Regions from separate parts of the Homo sapiens genome. Here region 2 is linked to region 1. Evidence: chromatin loops called from intact Hi-C (ENCODE). Cell type or tissue: CD4-positive, alpha-beta T cell. All regions are shown on one strand. Links, peaks and the distances in the headings refer to the core of each region. The heading gives the core; the rest is flanking DNA.

What was found. A loop is a pair of places that touch in the nucleus more often than their neighbours do. Peaks named below come from ENCODE experiments on the same cell type or tissue, not always from the same donor. Only the 100,000 strongest peaks of a DNase experiment are listed, where the experiment ranks them.
Region 2: a loop joins it to region 1, with 2.4 times the contacts of the local background. A loop is called at or near these places in 7 of 110 quality-filtered maps.

Annotation. Positions count from the first base shown.
Region 1 is chr17:82,778,656-82,786,976 of GRCh38, reverse strand. It overlaps TBCD (tubulin folding cofactor D), which reads right to left. Exons shown (of 39, transcript NM_005993.5): 7 at 5,256-5,388. Among named protein-coding and RNA genes, the nearest start is that of TBCD, 31 kb to the right of the region's middle. In CD4-positive, alpha-beta T cell, for the core only: CTCF peaks have their summits at 4,808 and 5,007 (motif pointing left); DNase peaks (open chromatin) are centred at 4,126, 5,006 and 5,801.
Region 2 is chr17:83,045,213-83,053,533 of GRCh38, reverse strand. It overlaps QTGAL (queuosine-tRNA galactosyltransferase), which reads left to right and starts at 1,764. Exons shown (of 13, transcript NM_001009905.3): 1 at 1,764-1,797; 2 at 4,749-4,865; 3 at 4,964-5,063. The coding sequence starts at 1,783. It overlaps LOC124904094, which reads right to left and starts at 2,347. Exons shown (of 4, transcript XR_007065967.1): 1 at 2,289-2,347. In CD4-positive, alpha-beta T cell, for the core only: no CTCF peak of the experiment used is centred there; DNase peaks (open chromatin) are centred at 363, 1,643 and 4,903; H3K4me3 peaks cover 2,395 bases; H3K27ac peaks cover 1,509 bases.

The DNA of each region.
Region 1 (8,321 bases), core at 214-8,213:
GGGAATGGGGCAGCGAGCCGTCCCGCCCACCCACCCTCTGGGTATTCCAAATGCAGGCTGTGCAACACGTGTCTCCCACTTGGGATGGAAGAACAGAAAACTTGGGAACAATCTAGAGAAAACCAACAAGATCATCAAAAAAAAAAAAAAAAAAAGTAAAGAACCGAACCCACAACAAAGAAACTGCAGAACTAGACACATGTGGCCACAAGACCCTCCCAAGCCGAGAAGGACTCGGAGCCCTGCACCCAGGGGACACCGTGGAGCCCTCCAAGGCAGCCTGAACGCAGTGGCCCACAGCCCCTCACCAGGAGGCTGCCTCTCCCACAGCCAGCCTGGCCAGAAGGTGGCACGCCTCACCTGCCTGCAAGTCCCTGGGCAGCCACAGCTGGCTCCAGCCCCAAGGCTGGGATATCCTGCTGACCCAACAGCATGGGGTGGGGACGGCAGAGGAGGGGAGGCTCCCAGGCCAGGCTGACGAGAGCTGCAGGAGACCCCTAGAAGCCCGTTAAGAGACCGGACAGAGATCAAATTTGCCTCCCCTCCCAAAGCAGCACCCACACTCGGGGCAGGGCTAACGGCCTCCCCTGCAGAGGCACCACACTCGGGGCAGAGCCATTGGAGACAACCAGCTCTGGTCACATCCTGTTAGACCTCCCATTTGCTCCCCTGACCTGAGATGTTTTTCCCCCACAGCACTGAGTTTTATTAGGGATTTCATTAAGGTTAAATTTCTAAGGATGAGGGAATCCTAGAGGGCAGAGAAGCCCTCGAAGCCACCTCAGATCCTGTGAGCCACAGGTTCTACGGTGGGATCGCCACCTGGTTCCAGGTGCAGATGATTATAAGGACACTGCTTTGGCCCCACGGGCTGGTAGGCTGGTTAATTCTTCCCCACCCAGAACACGATCATGAAGGCCGTGAAGCTGAAGAGCTGCTTACACAATATTCCAAGAAGCAGGTGTGCGGGACATATCCACATGGATCCTGACACACATGTAGGTGCCAACATTGTCATTTCACCAGTCCAACCTCAGGCCAGGTGGTCCCAGTCACAGCATGGACCCCCTCCCACTGCGATGGGTCGGGTCCAGTGGTCCCAGTCACACAGCATGGACCCCCCTCCCGCTGCGATGGGTCGGGTCCAGTGGTCCCAGTCACACAGCATGGACCCCCCTCCCGCTGCGATGGGCGGGATCCAGTGGTCCCAGTCACACAGCATGGACCCCCCTCCCGCTGCGATGGACGGGATCCAGTGGTCCCAGTCACACATCATGGACCCCCCTCCCGCTGCGATGGGTGGGATCCAGTGGTCCCAGTCACACAGCATGGACCCCCCTCCCGCTGCGATGGGTCGGGTCCAGTGGTCCCAGTCACACAGCATGGACCCCCCTCCCGCTGCGATGGGTCGGGTCCAGTGGTCCCAGTCACACAGCATGGACGCCCCTCCCGCTGCGATGGGTGGGATCCAGTGGTCCCAGTCACACAGCATGGACCCCCCTCCCGCTGCGATGGGTCGGGTCCAGTGGTCCCAGTCACACAGCATGGACCCCCCTCCCGCTGCGATGGGTCGGGTCCAGTGGTCCCAGTCACACAGCATGGACCCCCCTCCCGCTGCGATGGGTGGGATCCAGTGGTCCCAGTCACACAGCATGGACCCCCCTCCCGCTGCGATGGGTCGGGTCCAGTGGTCCCAGTCACACAGCATGGACCCCCCTCCCGCTGCGATGGGTGGGATCCAGTGGTCTCAGTCACACAGCATGGACCCCCTGTCGCTGCGATGGGTGGGATCCAGTGGTCCCAGTCACACAGCATGGACCCCCCTCCCGCTGCGATGGGTGGGGTCCAGTGGTCCCAGTCACACAGCATGGACCCCCCTCCCGCTGCGATGGGTGGGGTCCAGTGGTCTCAGTCACACAGCATGGACCCCCTGTCGCTGCGATGGGTGGGATCCAGTGGTCCCAGTCACACAGCATGGACCCCCCTCCCGCTGCGATGGGTGGGGTCCAGTGGTCTCAGTCACACAGCATGGACCCCCTGTCGCTGCGATGGGTCGGGTCCAGTGGTCTTAGTCACAGCACGTACCCCTTTCCCACTGCAATGGTTCGGGGAGCTGCGGCAGTTGCCACACCCCATGCCACCAGCCGGGTAAGGCTCATGGTCTTCCACACGCATGTCATACTTCTTGGCAGTAGCGGCCCATTCTTCTGGGGTCTTAGGGACCTAAGAGCGTGTCCTTGGTCATGTGGGAGGCTGTCTGTACACCCAGCATCACAAACATTAAGGTGAAGCTACCAGAATTCCCAGGACCCCCACCCTGGCCACTGCCATCTACCCCTTCTTCATGTTTCCTCAGTGAGACCCAAGGCAAAAAATGAAGAATCCAATTGCAACTAAATCCACCACCTTTACCAGAATTGCCTAAAACATAAAACGCACATTCCCTGAGGATCCATGGACCAATGGCACAGTGGGTACGTCCGAGACCTGAGTCCTCCCTGCCCTACCCCTCCACCCCCGTACCCTTCAAGGCCAGCCTCAGCCTGCCCTGACCTCCACGATAGCAATGAATCCTCTTTAGGCATTGAGGATGCTGCCCCAGCACGGCCGGAACGAGGGGCACCTGGGGACACAGACAGCACATCTGTACCTGCAATGCCCAAAAATGCCTGGCATGAGGAGGTCCTCTATTTCATCAGTACGACAGGTATGCCACCAGAAAAATCTTTTTAGAAAGACTCCAGAAAGATGAAAACATTCCAAATTTTGTTTAAAATTTTATTAAAAACTAGTGTTGTGTACCCAAGGGTACTGAAAGTATTAAGTTGGGTTTGTTTTTTCTGTTTTTTTTTTCTGGCAGAGTCTTGCTCTGTCACCTAGGCTGGGGTGCAGTGGCATGATCTCGGCTCACTCAACCTCCGCCTCCCAGGTTCAAGCAATTCTCCTGCCTCAGCCTCCGGAGTAGCTGGGATTACAGGCCCACGCCACTATGCCTGGCTATTTTTTGCATTTTTAGTAGAGATGGGGTTTCACCACGTTGACCAGGCTGGTCTCGAACTCCCGACCTCAAGTAATCTGCCTGCCTCGGCCTCCCAAAGTGCTGGGATTATAGGCATGAGCCACCGCGCCCGGCCTGAAAGCATTAAGTTTAAACAAAAACTTGCACATGAAAGTTCTTCACAGCGTAATTTGTAAGAGCAGAAAATACCCACACACTGGCATATGGAAAATACCCACACGCTGGCATATGGAAAATACCCACACGTTGGCTTATGATTCGGCCATAAAGGGAACGAGGCACTGACAACACCACAGCGCAGATGAACCTTGGACACATCGGGCTCAGTGAAGGCCAGACGCAAAAGGCTGTGTCGTGTACGACTCTGGTGAGGTGAGATGTCCGCAACCAGCAAGTCCACAGGGACAGCACATGGATCCACGGCTGCAGGGGCTGGGGAAGGTGAGGGACGGACTGCTCGGTGCAATCAAGGTTTCTCTCACGATGATGACAGTGTCCTGAAGTTAGATAATGGTGATGACCGCACAGAAAACTACAGAATTGTTTACCTTAGAAGGATAAATTACTTGTGGTATGTGAATTATATCTTGATTTTTGAAAACTGCTGAATCTGTCACATTTATGTGGAGGTTGAGGGGACGCCTGAAGAAAACAGACATCACCTGGGCAGAGCACAGGCTCCAGGAAACACGTCTGCAGTTTTCTCTCACACGTCTGAAACCTTTTCCTCATTTCAAAGGCTGCCCTCCTGAAGACCACGGCAGCATGACCGGGAAGCAGCAGACATTGAGGAGGACACTTCCCAATTCCCCCTCAAGAAACGTATGCCCCCACCCCAGGCTATCACTCCCACAGCCCCCCTCCACCCAGCTGACAGCCTCCCGCTCCCTGGCAGAACCTGCCACGGCCAGGACAAAACCGCGGGCAGGAAGATGATACCACAGACAGGAAGACGACGCCGCGGACAGGAGGGCACAGCGGACAGGAGGCCACCATGGACAGGAGGGCACCGCGGACAGGAGGCCGCCATGGACAGGAAGACGACACCGCAGACAGGAAGACAACGCCATGGACAGGAAGACAACACTGAGGACATGAGGACGCCTCTGCGGACAGGAGGACGCCACCGCAGACAGGACGACGCCACCGCAGACAGGACGACGCCACAGACAGGAAGACAACGCCGCGGATAGGAAGACAATGCCGCGGATAGGAAGACGATGCTGCGGACAGGAGGACGACGCCACGGACAGGAGGACGCCGTGGCGAGGTGGCACTCATCATCTCCCCTAAAACGCGCTCCAAAGTGTCCTTCCAGGCGCGGCGGCTCAAGCCTGTAATCCCAGCACTTTGGGATCATCACAAAGGCAGGAGGATCACTTGAGGCCAGGAGTTTAAGACCACCCTGACCTACATAGCAAGACCCTGTCTCTATAAAATATATTTTTTAAACAAGAACAAAGTGCCCCGCTCCTCAGAGGGACCACAGGCTCCACAGCGTGAGACAAGGATGAGAAGTGCTCTCAAAGCCTCACCCGCTGTAATTAAAGAGAGAAGAAGGCGCTGAACCCACCACGCCAAAGGCCACAGCCGGCTGCCGGCTCCCCCTCCAGAAGGCTGACCAGGGAGCTGCAGCCTCCAGGACGCTGACCCAAAAGAGGCTTTGCCCTCTTCTGAGACTTGACCTTTCCTCCTCGTTAGCACAAGAAAAGGTAACACAAGAGACAATCAGAGCGAAAGGGCAGGGAAAGGGCTGGCAAAGGGCTGCAGCCAGGGCACTAACCAGGCACCTGCAGGCAGAGGCCAGGGTCTGTGTCCCAACGAAGCAGTCAGGAACATCCAACCCGAGCCCAGTGCAAAGGAACAGAATCAAATTTCAACTCACCCACCTTGTTTTATTAGAGCTCGTTCAGTCTCTGCACTTAAACAGGAACTAAGCAGCCCAGATGCAGAGAAACCTACCCTGGGGAGCCCCGGCTGCGTGGCACCACTGCCCTCTGCTGGCAACAGGTGGGGCTCCAAGCCCATCCACCAGCACCAGCGCAGAAACCAGCCCTGCCTGAGGCAGGACCCAAAGCAGAGGGAAAAGGAAACTGCCCAAGACCCTGGCCCGGTTAAATCAATCCCACGGGGTTCCAATTACGTCAAGATGGAATCACAGGTAACATCATTCCGTGGTCCCCATGTAAGGCGCCATTTCCCTGCGATCTCCACAGCCCCTGCGGGCAGCACTTACCAGGGCCTGCAGCGTCCCATCCATGGTGATGACCCCCTGCATGGTCTGGAAGGAGGAACGGGCCAGATTGCACAGGCTCCAGTCCAGGAACTCAGCCATCTTGCTTTGCTTGACATCAGGACGTGTGATAAATCTGCCAAAAGGATACAGCTCAACCAAGGCCTCAGCACTGAGACCTCGCCCACGCCTCACCAGCCCACCCCACACACACCCACCTCCCCAGGCCCTCCCACCTCACGCACCCTTACACCAAGATGCCAGCTCTGTACTGAGTCCTGTCCTCCTCCAGCTAGTTCCTCCTCTCTCCAACCCTAGAAACCAAGTCGCTGCCCTGACCAGGGCCCTCAGCAGCCGGTTCCCCACCACAACCTCTCAGGTCGCAGGCCTACTGCCCATCCCCCCCCGCCTGCCCCCTCCACCCCCCCAGTTTTACCTGTCCCCATCACCGCCAGGGAGCCCCTGCCCACTTCTCAGCCCCTCCCTCCTCCCTGGACCCAACTCTGCATCCCTTGACCTCAGGACACCGTGCCCACGTGCAAGGCCTGGCCCCGGCAGCTGGGCCCCAGCCCCTGGGACCTCCCTCCCCCACACCTGCCATGCGTCTTGTGCACAGGCCTGTTTCCACAGCCAGCTGCTCGTGTAGCCCCATGAAAGTCTTCCCTGTTGGACTCGGCCTCGTGTTCCAGGCAGTGCTCACACTCCCCACCCCTCTTGCAGCCCGGCCTCAGCGCAGGACACCTTGAGCACACAGAGCTCCCAAACCAAAAGCCCAAATCTGGCCGGGCGCAGTGGCTCATGCCTGTAATCCCAGCACTTTGGAGGACGAGGAGGGCGGATCACGAGGTCAGGAGTTCGAGACCAGTCTGGCCAACATAGTGAAACCCTGTCGCTATTAAAAATACACAAAAAATTAGCCGGGTGTGGTGCTGTGCGCCTGTAATCCCAGCTACTCAGGAGGCTAAGGCCAGAGAATCGCGTGAACCCGGGAGGCGGAGGTTGCAGTGAGCCAAGATTGTGCCACTGCACTCCAGCCTGAGAGACAGAACAAGACTCTGTCTCAAAAAAAAAAAAAAAAAGCCCAAGTCTTCCTTTTTTTTGAGATGGAGTCTTGTGCTGTCACCCAGGCTGGAATGCAGTGGTGTGATCTTGACTCACTGCAACCTCTGCCTCCCAGGTTCAAGCAATTCTCCTGCCTCAGCCTCTCGAGTAGCTGGGACTACAAGCGCACGCCACCATGCCCAGCTAATTAGCCCAGATCCTCCTGATTTCTCCACCAGGAGTTCATAGGCCAGGCCCCCAGCTTGCCTCCATGATCGAGACTGGCACTGCCACACGGAGAACAGACAAGGCCCTTCCCTCCCACAGCTGACACTCTGGAGAGAAACGACAAACAGCTGGGGACTTCCACAGTGCAAAGAAAAGTTACGAAGGAAACGGGAGGGCATGGCCTCGTTAGAGAGAGGACGGAAGCCACGGAGCTCAACGAGGGGGGCTGCAAAACCTGGGAGGAAAGTGCTGCTGCCCAGGGAAGCAGGAGAGCCAGGGCCCAGGGCAGAAGGGAGCCAAGGGAACTCGCGAACTGCAAAGGCAACATGGTCGAAGCAGAGCAGCCGAGTGGGAGAGGTGCTGGGGACAGGACCAGTACTGGCCAAGCCTGCCCACCTCCTCTTTAGGCCATGCCGGCAGGTCTGACTGGCATCCTAGCCACACCTTTATGGGGTGGGGGGAAGGAGACGGCAGTGATGCCAGGAGGGAGGCACCAGGCGCTCCCTCAACAGCCACAAGGCCACCTCCCGGAAGGGACACTTGGGAGGGCCAGGAGGCGGAAGAGTCCACGTGGGGGAGTGCCCCACGCGACGCCCACGAGACAGCTACGTGGAGACCCCAGGCAAGGTGAGACGTGGAAGCTGGAGCTGCCAGGCTATGACGCCCAACCTCCCTCCGGCCCCCACGTCATCTCCACTGCAACTTCAACTCCGGCCATCCCACCTTCCCGGCCCTTGTTCCAGCACATCCATCTAGTTGGCCTGCGCGAGAGCCGGCTCCATGCTTCCGTGGGGACAAGCCCTCTCAGGGCACTTAACACACAGGAGACAGCCACGCACGTGCCATCCTACTCGGTCATGGCCCTCACAAAACAGAAGCGCTGCCCAGCTGACAGGACGGCTGGCACCTGCCAACTGCTCGTAACAGCAAGGACCTCTCCCCTCCGCCACTGTCCCTGTGGAGCATGCTTAGGGAGGGGCTCAGCATGAACAATGGGGAAAGAAGTCCCTATTTCCAGAAAGTAAAGAATCATTTGGCTGGGCACAGTGGCTCACCCCTGTAATCCCAGCAATTTGGGAGGCGGAGGTGGGTGAATAGCTTGAGTTCAGGAGTTCAAGACCAGCCTGGTAAACATGGTAAGACCCCCATCTTGGCCAGGCGCAGTGGCTCAAGCCCGTAATCCCAGCACTTTGGGAGGCCAAGGCAGGTGAATCACGACGTCAGAAGTTCGAGAACAGCCTGTCTTGCACCCCATCTCTACTAAAAATATTAAAAAATTAGCTGGGCATGGTGGCGCATTCCTGTAATCCCAGCTACTCGGGAGGCTGAGGCATGAGAATCACTTGAACTCAGGAGGCGGAGGTTGCAGTGAGCCGAGATCTCACCATTGCACTCCAGCCTAGCAACAGAGCAAGACCCCGTAAAAATAAATAAATAAATAAATAAATAAATAAACCCCATCTCTAGAAAATAATACAAAAATTAGCCAGGCATGGCCGGGCGCAGTGGCTCATGCCTGTAATCCCAACACTTTGGGAGGTCAAGACGGGTGGATCACCTGAGGTCAGGAGTTTGAGACCACCCTGGCCACTATGGTGAAACCCCGTCTCTACTAAAAATACAAAAATTAGCCAGGGGTGCTGGCGCACACCTGTAATCCTAGCTACTCAGGAGGCTGAGGCAGGATAATCACTTGAACCAGGGAGGCAGAGGTTCAGTGGAGCTGAGATCACGCCATTGCACTCCAGTAGAGCCAAAATCACGCCACTGCACTCCAGCCTGGGCAACAAGAGCAAAGCT
Region 2 (8,321 bases), core at 84-8,083, 270 kb before region 1:
AAGGGCTGCTTACAGCCATGCTCATTAATTGTGAATTACTCATTACTTCAGATCAGCTGGAACAAATCCCAAGCGGGCTTAATCTCTGTGTGCAGGCAGCCCAGGGCTAATGGCAGCAGTCCTTTTTATTGACCCCCACGGCCCTGTCCCCAGTCAACCTCCTCCAAGCAGGGAGTTTCCAGAGGCCTCACAGCCGCCTGGGAGACCCCTCATGGCAGGCTGCTCCCTTGACAAGTTCAGAACTGCTGGGGTTCCCGGCCGCGCGTTCAGGACTCAAATCTGGAGATATCCGCTCTGTGCTCCTCAAGTATAAGGTTAGATAGGGATGGGGCCTGGCCTGTGTTCCTGGCAGGGAAGGCCACCTCTGAGCTCCCCCAGAGCCCGGCCGCCTTCTCCGGGTTCCCAGCCCTGCAGTTCCCAAGGCTGCATGCGGAGGCGGAAATGAGGGCAAAGGTGGAGGGTACCCGGAGCTACTGAGGTCATGTCTTTCCCCAGGCACCCCTTCTCCTGGGGGACCTCACGGTGGGGTCAGGGCCTCACTCCCGGGCACCCCTCCTCCTGGAGGACCTCACGGTGGGGTCAGGGCCTCACTCCCGGGCACCCCTCCTCCTGGGGGACCTCGCGGTGGGGTCAGGGCCTCACTCCCGGGCACCCCTCCTCCTGGGGGACCTCCTGGTGGGGTCAGGGTCTCACTCCTGGGCACCCCTCCTCCTGGGGGACCTCGCGGTGGGGTCAGGGCCTCACTCCCGGGCACCCCTCCTCCTGGGGGACCTCCTGGTGGGGTCAGGGCCTCACTCCTGGGCACCCCTCCTCCTGGGGGACCTCGCGGTGGGGTCAGGGCCTCACTCCCGGGCACCCCTCCTCCTGGGGGACCTCCTGGTGGGGTCAGGGTCTCACTCCTGGGCACCCCTCCTTCTGGGGGACCTCACGGTGGGGTGAGGGCCTCACTCCTGGGCACCCCTCCTCCTGGAGGACCTCCTGGTGGGGTCAGGGCCTCACTCCTGGGCACCCCTCCTCCTGGGGGACCTCGCGGTGGGGTCAGGGCCTCACTCCCGGGTACCCCTCCTCCTAGGGGAGCTAACCCCGGGCACCCCTCCTCCTGGGGGGACATCTCAGTGGGGTCAAGGCCTCAGGCCTGGGCACTTCTCCTGGGGGACCTCGCCCCGGGCACCCTTCCTCCTGGATGACACCCCGGTGGGGTCAGGGCCTCACCCCTCTCCTGGGGCCGTCAAGTGTCCTGCACGCCCTGCTCTCCCTACCGCGTCTGTCTGAAAGGACGCCCTGCAGTCCCCTCGTCCTCCCCGGTCAAGTAGCACAGCCCACAGCCCGGGTGAAATGCAACGACCTTTTACATATCAGCCTTGCTTGAGGCTTTACAGCAACTCCAGGCCGCCTGGCTTGGGTTTGCAGCGCGGCGCCCTCGCACAGCCCCGCCTTCCCCGCGGCGGCGTCTACGGGGGACCAGAGATTGTGACGCGCGCCCTAGGGGAGAGCAGGAGGCTTCCACGGGCCAAGGAGGCGGCTCCGAGAGGTGACCCGGGACCGGGGCGTGGCCCAGGGCGGAAGACTGAGGCGGCGACCTCCCGGCCCCGCCCCGCGCCGAGCAGCCCCGCCCCTTCCACGCCCCTCCGGGAGGCCCACCCCTATGGACGCCGCTCTGCACCAATCGGAGATTGCCTGGCCTCAGACCCGCCTCCTGGTGCCGCCCGCGCAGGCGCCGTAGGCCGAAGCGGCGGGATGAGCGGAGCCGGCGTGGGCGGGGCGTCCGAGGAGAGCCAGGCCATGCAGGCCCACGTGGTAGGTGCCAGCGGGGAGGGTGCCCCGCCGTGCAGGCTGGGTCCTCGCGTCCCCTCACCCCGCCCTCCAGTCCTCTCTCGCTCCGGGGTTCGCAGCCCCGCACCGCCTCTCGGGCTCACCTACGGGGTCTCCGCCCTGAGCAGCCCTTAGGCCCCGCGGGCGAGCGCGGCTGCGCGTGCGGGGGACGCTCGGGATTGGAGCCCGCGGGGCGCGGCCGAGATCTGCAGCTCCGGCTGCGCTTCCTGCCCCCGTCCCGCGAGCGTGGCCTCCTCACCGACCTTCCTCGTTCTGATTTTGAAGCTTCCGGGCTCGGAGCTCAGGCAGTTCCCCGTTCGCCCTCACCTGGTCGTGGGGTGGAGGAACGGCGCACCTGCCTCATCCCCGCCCGCCTGCCCCGCGCTCCTTCCCCGCGCCCGCACACCTGCCTCGCTCCCGCCTCGCTCCTGCGCACCTGCCCCGCCCCCGCGCACCTGCCCCCGCACCTCACACACCTGGTCCGCGCACCTGCGCATCTGCCTCGCTCTTACGCACCTGCCTTGCCCCTGCACGCCTGCCCTGCACACCTGCCCCGCCCCCGCACACCTGCCCCACACCCCACACACGTGCCCCGCGCTCCTGACTCGCCCCCGCGCACCTGCCGCGCGCACCTGCCTCGCTCCCGCACCCCACACACCTGGTCTGCACACCTCCCCGTGCCCCACACCTGCCTGCACACCTGTCCGTGTGCCCCCACACAACCTCGCACCCCACACGTCTGCCGTCACACATTCCCGGCACACTTGCCCATGCCCCACACACACGTCTTGTGCCTGCACACCTGCTTCACACACCTGCTCTGCGTCCTGCATACATGCCCGTGCCCCATACCTGCCCGTGCACCTGCCGTGCACACCTGCCTGCGCATCCCACACACCTACCTGCACACCTCCTCCGTGCCCACACACCTGCCTGTGTGCCCAGCACACTTACCCCAAACACGTGCCCTAAAAACCTGCCCTTAAGCCCCGAACACCTTCCCCGTGCTCCGGCAGAGGCTGGAGCAAAGGCCCTCAGGGTTCAGACCCAGCCAATAGGCCGATGCAGGGAACAACCACAGGGATGTAGGATTAGCAGTCGCCCAAAGGCTCAGCATGTTTTCTGTTTTTTGTTTTTTTGTTTGTTTTTTTTCCAGCCTTTTTTCTTTTTTATTCCAGTCTTACTAAAATTGGTAACAGGTGAATCAAGGTCTATCTTTGATAGAAACATTATATTTTGTAGATCTTGAGAAAAATTATTTCCTTCTTTTCCTCTAAGTAAATCCAAACTAAGGTAAATTTGTAAATAAATTAGGGAACTCGTTTTATTTTTTTTTTAATTTTTATTTTTTGAAATGGAGTTTCACACTCGTTGCCCAGGCTGGAGTACAATGGCGCGAGCTCGGCTCACCGCAACCTCTGCCTCCCGGGTTCAAGCGTTTCTCCTGCCTCAGCCTCCCGAGTAGCTGGGATTACAGGCATGCACCACCACACCAGGGTAATTTTGTATTTTTAGTAGGGACGGGGTTTCTCCATGTTGGTCAGGCTGGTCTTGAACTCCCGACATCAGATGATCTGCCCGCCTCGGCCTCCCAAACTGCTGTGATTACAGGCGTGAGCTACCGCGCCCGGCCAGAACTCGTTTTATTCTTATTAACCTAAGTCCAGGAAGAGACAGAGTGAGGTTTCATTTGTAAAGAACTTGACTAAATTGTGTTTTCAACACAATTTCAACTTTTCTTTTTTGGATATAAATTAAGGGTGAGGACAGACTAATCTCTTAAGTATCGCTCCGTATCACTTAATATTATAATGTATGAAATTAAGACTTAACTCCTGTAATCAGTTGTTTTGTTGGCATTGAATTTCCTGGTTTTACTCCATCCCACTTTATAAATTTTTGTTTTGGGCTTCATGAGAAAAGGACAATGAGAAAAGGACACTAGCTACACTAGCCCGAAACGAAGTGTAGGACAAAGGAATCGAGAGATGGACGTCAGGCCTCCCATTTGCTCAGCTGGGTTCTTTGAACACCTCCTGCCCGATACTTTGTTAAAACATTGTTTTTTGTGGGCTGAGGGGTTACTTAAAGGGGTTACTTTGTTGCAGGTTTTCTAACATGGTTTGCCGAAATGCTTATTCCACCTAGAACATGACCAGCCAGCACCTGTAATCCCAGCTACTCGGGAGGCTGAGGCAGGAGAATGGCGTGAACCCGGGAGGCAGAGCTTGCAGTGAGCCGAGATCGAGCCACTGCACTCCAGCCTGGGTGACAGAGCGAGACTCCATCTCAGAAAAAAAAAAAAAAAACCAACCAGTTATTTTCATGAGTGAGTTGGAAGATACCCAGATACTTGTTTCAACCAAAATGATGTTTCTGATCAGTGATTGGAAAACTCATGATTTACCATTGAGTTGGGAACAATTTGATGCCTTTCAGTTTTTTTGTTTTGTTTTGTTTTGTTTTTTTGAGACAGAGTCTTGCTCTGTCACCCAGGCTGGAGTGCAGTGGTGCAATCTCAGCTCACTGCAAGCTCCGCCTCCCGGGTTCACGCCATTCTCCCGCCTCAGCTTCCCGAGTAGCTGGGACTACAGGAGCCTGCCACCACGCCTGGCTAATTTTTTGTATTTTTAGTAGAGATGGGGTTTCACCATGTTAGCCAGGATGGTCTCAATCTCCTGACCTTGTAATCCACCCACCTCGGCCTCCCAAAGTCCTTTCAGTTTTTTTTTCACTTTCAAAAACATGTAGAAGGCAGTTCAGGGAAAGCTAAGACGTAAAGAATCTTACAAGCATGTTAAGAGCCTGGAGAAAAGGAGTGGACACCTTTTGTTTGTCACGGCATATGTGCGGGTGGTGAAGGGGAGGTAAATTAGAGCCATGGAAAGGGAACTAAGTTTTCACACTTCTGTTAATCCATTTCTTTTGAATTCCAGTCTATTATCCTCCCAGTCCACAACGCTGAACCGTGGCTGGACGAATGTTTGAGGTCTGTTTTGCAACAGGACTTTGAAGGTACCATGGAGCTGTCTGTTTTCAATGATGCCAGTAAGGTTTGTAGGAACTTCCTGTCGGGTGACTCAGCCCCAGTGTAAGCAACGGTTGACTGTTCGGAGGGAAGTTTCCTGACCTGCCAGTGTTCTGCTTTCAGGACAAGTCTGGGGCTATCATTGAAAAATGGAGAGTGAAGCTGGAAGATTCTGGTGTCCACGTGATCATTGGGGGGCACGATTCTCCCTCTCCTAGAGGCGGTAAGTAAACATGCTTAGTTTATTAAACTATAATTCGTGGTTTCTTATCAACTTACGTACCGAAACAGTTTCATGTTGTTCAAATACTGACAAAAAGTATCCTGGTGGTAATTGGATATACCACTTATTAAGAACCTAGTAGAGGCCAGGTGTGGTGGCTCACACCTGTAATCCCAGCACTATGGGAGGCCAAGGCAGGCGGATCCTTTGAGGTCAAGAGTTCAAGACCAGCGTGGCCAACATGGTGAAACCCCATCTTTACCAAAAAATACAAAAATTAGCCGGGCGTAGTGGCACACGCCTGTAATCCCAACTACTTGGGAGGCTGAAGCATGATAATTGCTTGAACCCGGGAGGCAGAGGTTGCAGTGAACCGAGATCGTGCCACTGCACTCCAGCTGGGGTGACAGAGCAAGACTCCATCTCAAAAAAGAGAAAGAGAGAGAGAAAGAGAGGAAGGAAGGAAGGAAAGAAGGAAGAAAGGAGAGGGAGAGAAAATGAAAGAAAGAGAAAAAGAAAGAAAAGAAAGAACCTTAGTAGACCTAAAATTTTTTATTGTTTGGTAGGATTTATTATAGACCTAAATTTCTTATTCTTTGGTAAGGATTTATTATAGACCTAAATTTCTTATTCTTTGGTAGGATTTATTATAGACCTAAGTTTCTTATTCTTTGGTAGGGATTTATTGTAGACCTAAATTTCTTATTCTTTGGTAGGGATTTATTATAGACCTAAGTTTCTTATTCTTTGGTAGGGATTTATTATAGACCTAAATTTCTTGTTCTTTGATAAGGATTGATTATAGACCTAAGTTTCTTATTCTTTGGTAGGGATTTATTATAGACTTAAATTTCTTGTTCTTTGATAAGGATTGATTATAGACCTAAGTTTCTTATTCTTTGGTAGGGATTTATTATAGACCTAAATTTCTTATTCTTTGGTAGGGATTTATTATAGACCTAAGTTTCTTATTCTTTGGTAGGGATTTATTATAGACCTAAATTTCTTTTTCTTTGATAAGGATTGATTATAGACCTAAGTTTCTTATTCTTTGGTAGGGATTTATTACTATGATCTGAATGTCTGTGCCCACCCCGAGATTCATATTTGGAACCCCCAGGGTGATAGTATTAGGATGACATTAGGTGGGGACTTTGGGAGGTGATTAGGACATGAGGGTGGGGCCTCACCAATGAGATTAGTGCCCTTATAAAAGAGGCCGCTCAGAGCTCCCTCACCCCTCCTGCTCTGTAAGAACACAGGGAGAAGGCACCTCTGTGAGCCAGGAAGGGGCCCTCACTAGACACTGAATCTGCTGGAGCGTTACTCTTGGATTTCCCAGGCTCCAGAACTGTGAGAAGCCCCTTCTGCCACCCAGTCTGGGGTATTCTGCGGTGGCACGCAGGCTCTTCCAACCCTGGCAACCACTCGCCTGCTTTCTGTCTCTGTAGATTTGCCTGTTCTGGACATTTCATGTGAATGGAGTCAGGTTCCACGTGCTCTTTTGTAACCGGCTTCATTTAGCATAACGTTTTAACGTTCCTCTGTGCTGTGGCATGTATCGTGCTCCGTTCCTTTTTCTGGGAGGATGATATGCAGTTGTACATAAGTACCATGTTTTGTGTGTCTGTTTGTCAGGCAGTGGACATTTGAGTTGTTCTACCCTTTGATACTGTGAATGATGACAGTCTGAACATTTGTGTACAGTTGTTGTTTGAACACTGGTTTTCAGATCCTTTGGGTATATTCCTTGGTGTAGAATTTCTGGCTCATATTGTAATTCTGTGTTTAACATACTGAGGAGCTGCCAAACTTTTCCACAGTGGATGCATTTTACATTCCTACCAGCAATGTATGAACGTTCCAATTTCTACATATCCTCATCAACACTTGTTATTTTCTGTTTTTTAAATTATAGCCATGCTAGTGGGTGTGAAGTGGTGTCTCACTGTGGTTTCCATTTGAATGTCCTTGTTGACTAAAGATGTTGTGCCTCTTTTCGTGTGCTTGTTGGCCATTTATATATCTTCCTTGGGCCAGGCATGGTGACTCACGCCTCTAATCCCGGCACTTCGGGAGGCCGAGACGGGTGGACCACCTGAGGTCAGGAGTTTGAGACCAGCCTGGCCAACATGGTGAAACCCCATCTCTACTAAAAATACCACAAAAAAAAATTAGCCAGGTGTGGTGGCATGCACCTGTAATCTCAGCCACTTGGGAGGCTGAGGCAGGAGAATCGCTTGAACCCGGGAGGCAGAGGTTGCAGTGAGCCGAGATGGTGCCACTGTACTTCAGCCTGGGTGACAGAGTGAGACTCCATCTCAAAATAAATAATAAAAAATAAATGGGCCGGGTTTGGTGGGTCATGCCTGTTATCCCAGCACTTTGGGAGGCCAAGGCGGGTGGATCACCAGAGGTCAGGAGTTCAAGACCAAGCTGCCCAACATGGTGAAACCCCGTCTCTACTAAAAATACAAAAATTAGCTTGGAGTAGTGGCAGCGGCCTTTAATCCCAGCTACTCAGGAGGCTGAGACAGAAGAATTGCTTGAACCCGGGAGGCAGAGATCGCGATCTCTGCTGTGAGCCGAGATCGTACCATTGGACTCCAGCCTGGCAACAAGAGCAAAACTCCGTCTCAAAAAATAATAAATAAATAAATAAATGTATATCTTCCTTGAAGAAATGTTTATTCAAGTATTTTGGCCATTTTAAAAATTGAGCTGTATGTGTTTTCATTGTTGAATTGTAAGAGCTCCTTATATGTTCTGGACACTAGAGCTTTATTATATATAATTTGCAATTTTTTTCCCGTTCTTTGGGTTATCTTTTCACCCTCTCGAGAGTGTCCCTTGATGCACAAAAGGCTTATGATTTTGATGAAGACAAAAATCTAATTTATCTATTATTTCTTTTGTGGCGTGTGCTTTTGGTGTCATTTCTAAGAAGCCACGGCTAAATCAAGGTCACGAAGATTTTATCTGTATGTTTTCTTCAGAATTATACTTGTAGCTCTTATATTTAGGCCTTTGATCTATTTTGACTTAATTTTTATGTATGGTGTGAAGCAAAGGTCCAGCTTCATTCTTTTGTAAGTAGATACTCAGTTTTTCCAACACCATTTAAAAGACTATTCTTTCTCCACTGAATTGTCTTGGTATTCTTGTCAAAAATCCATTAACCATAAACGTATGGATTCATTCCTGGACTCCAGATTCTATTCCGTTGGTCTATATGTCTGTCCTTACGCCAGTACCTCA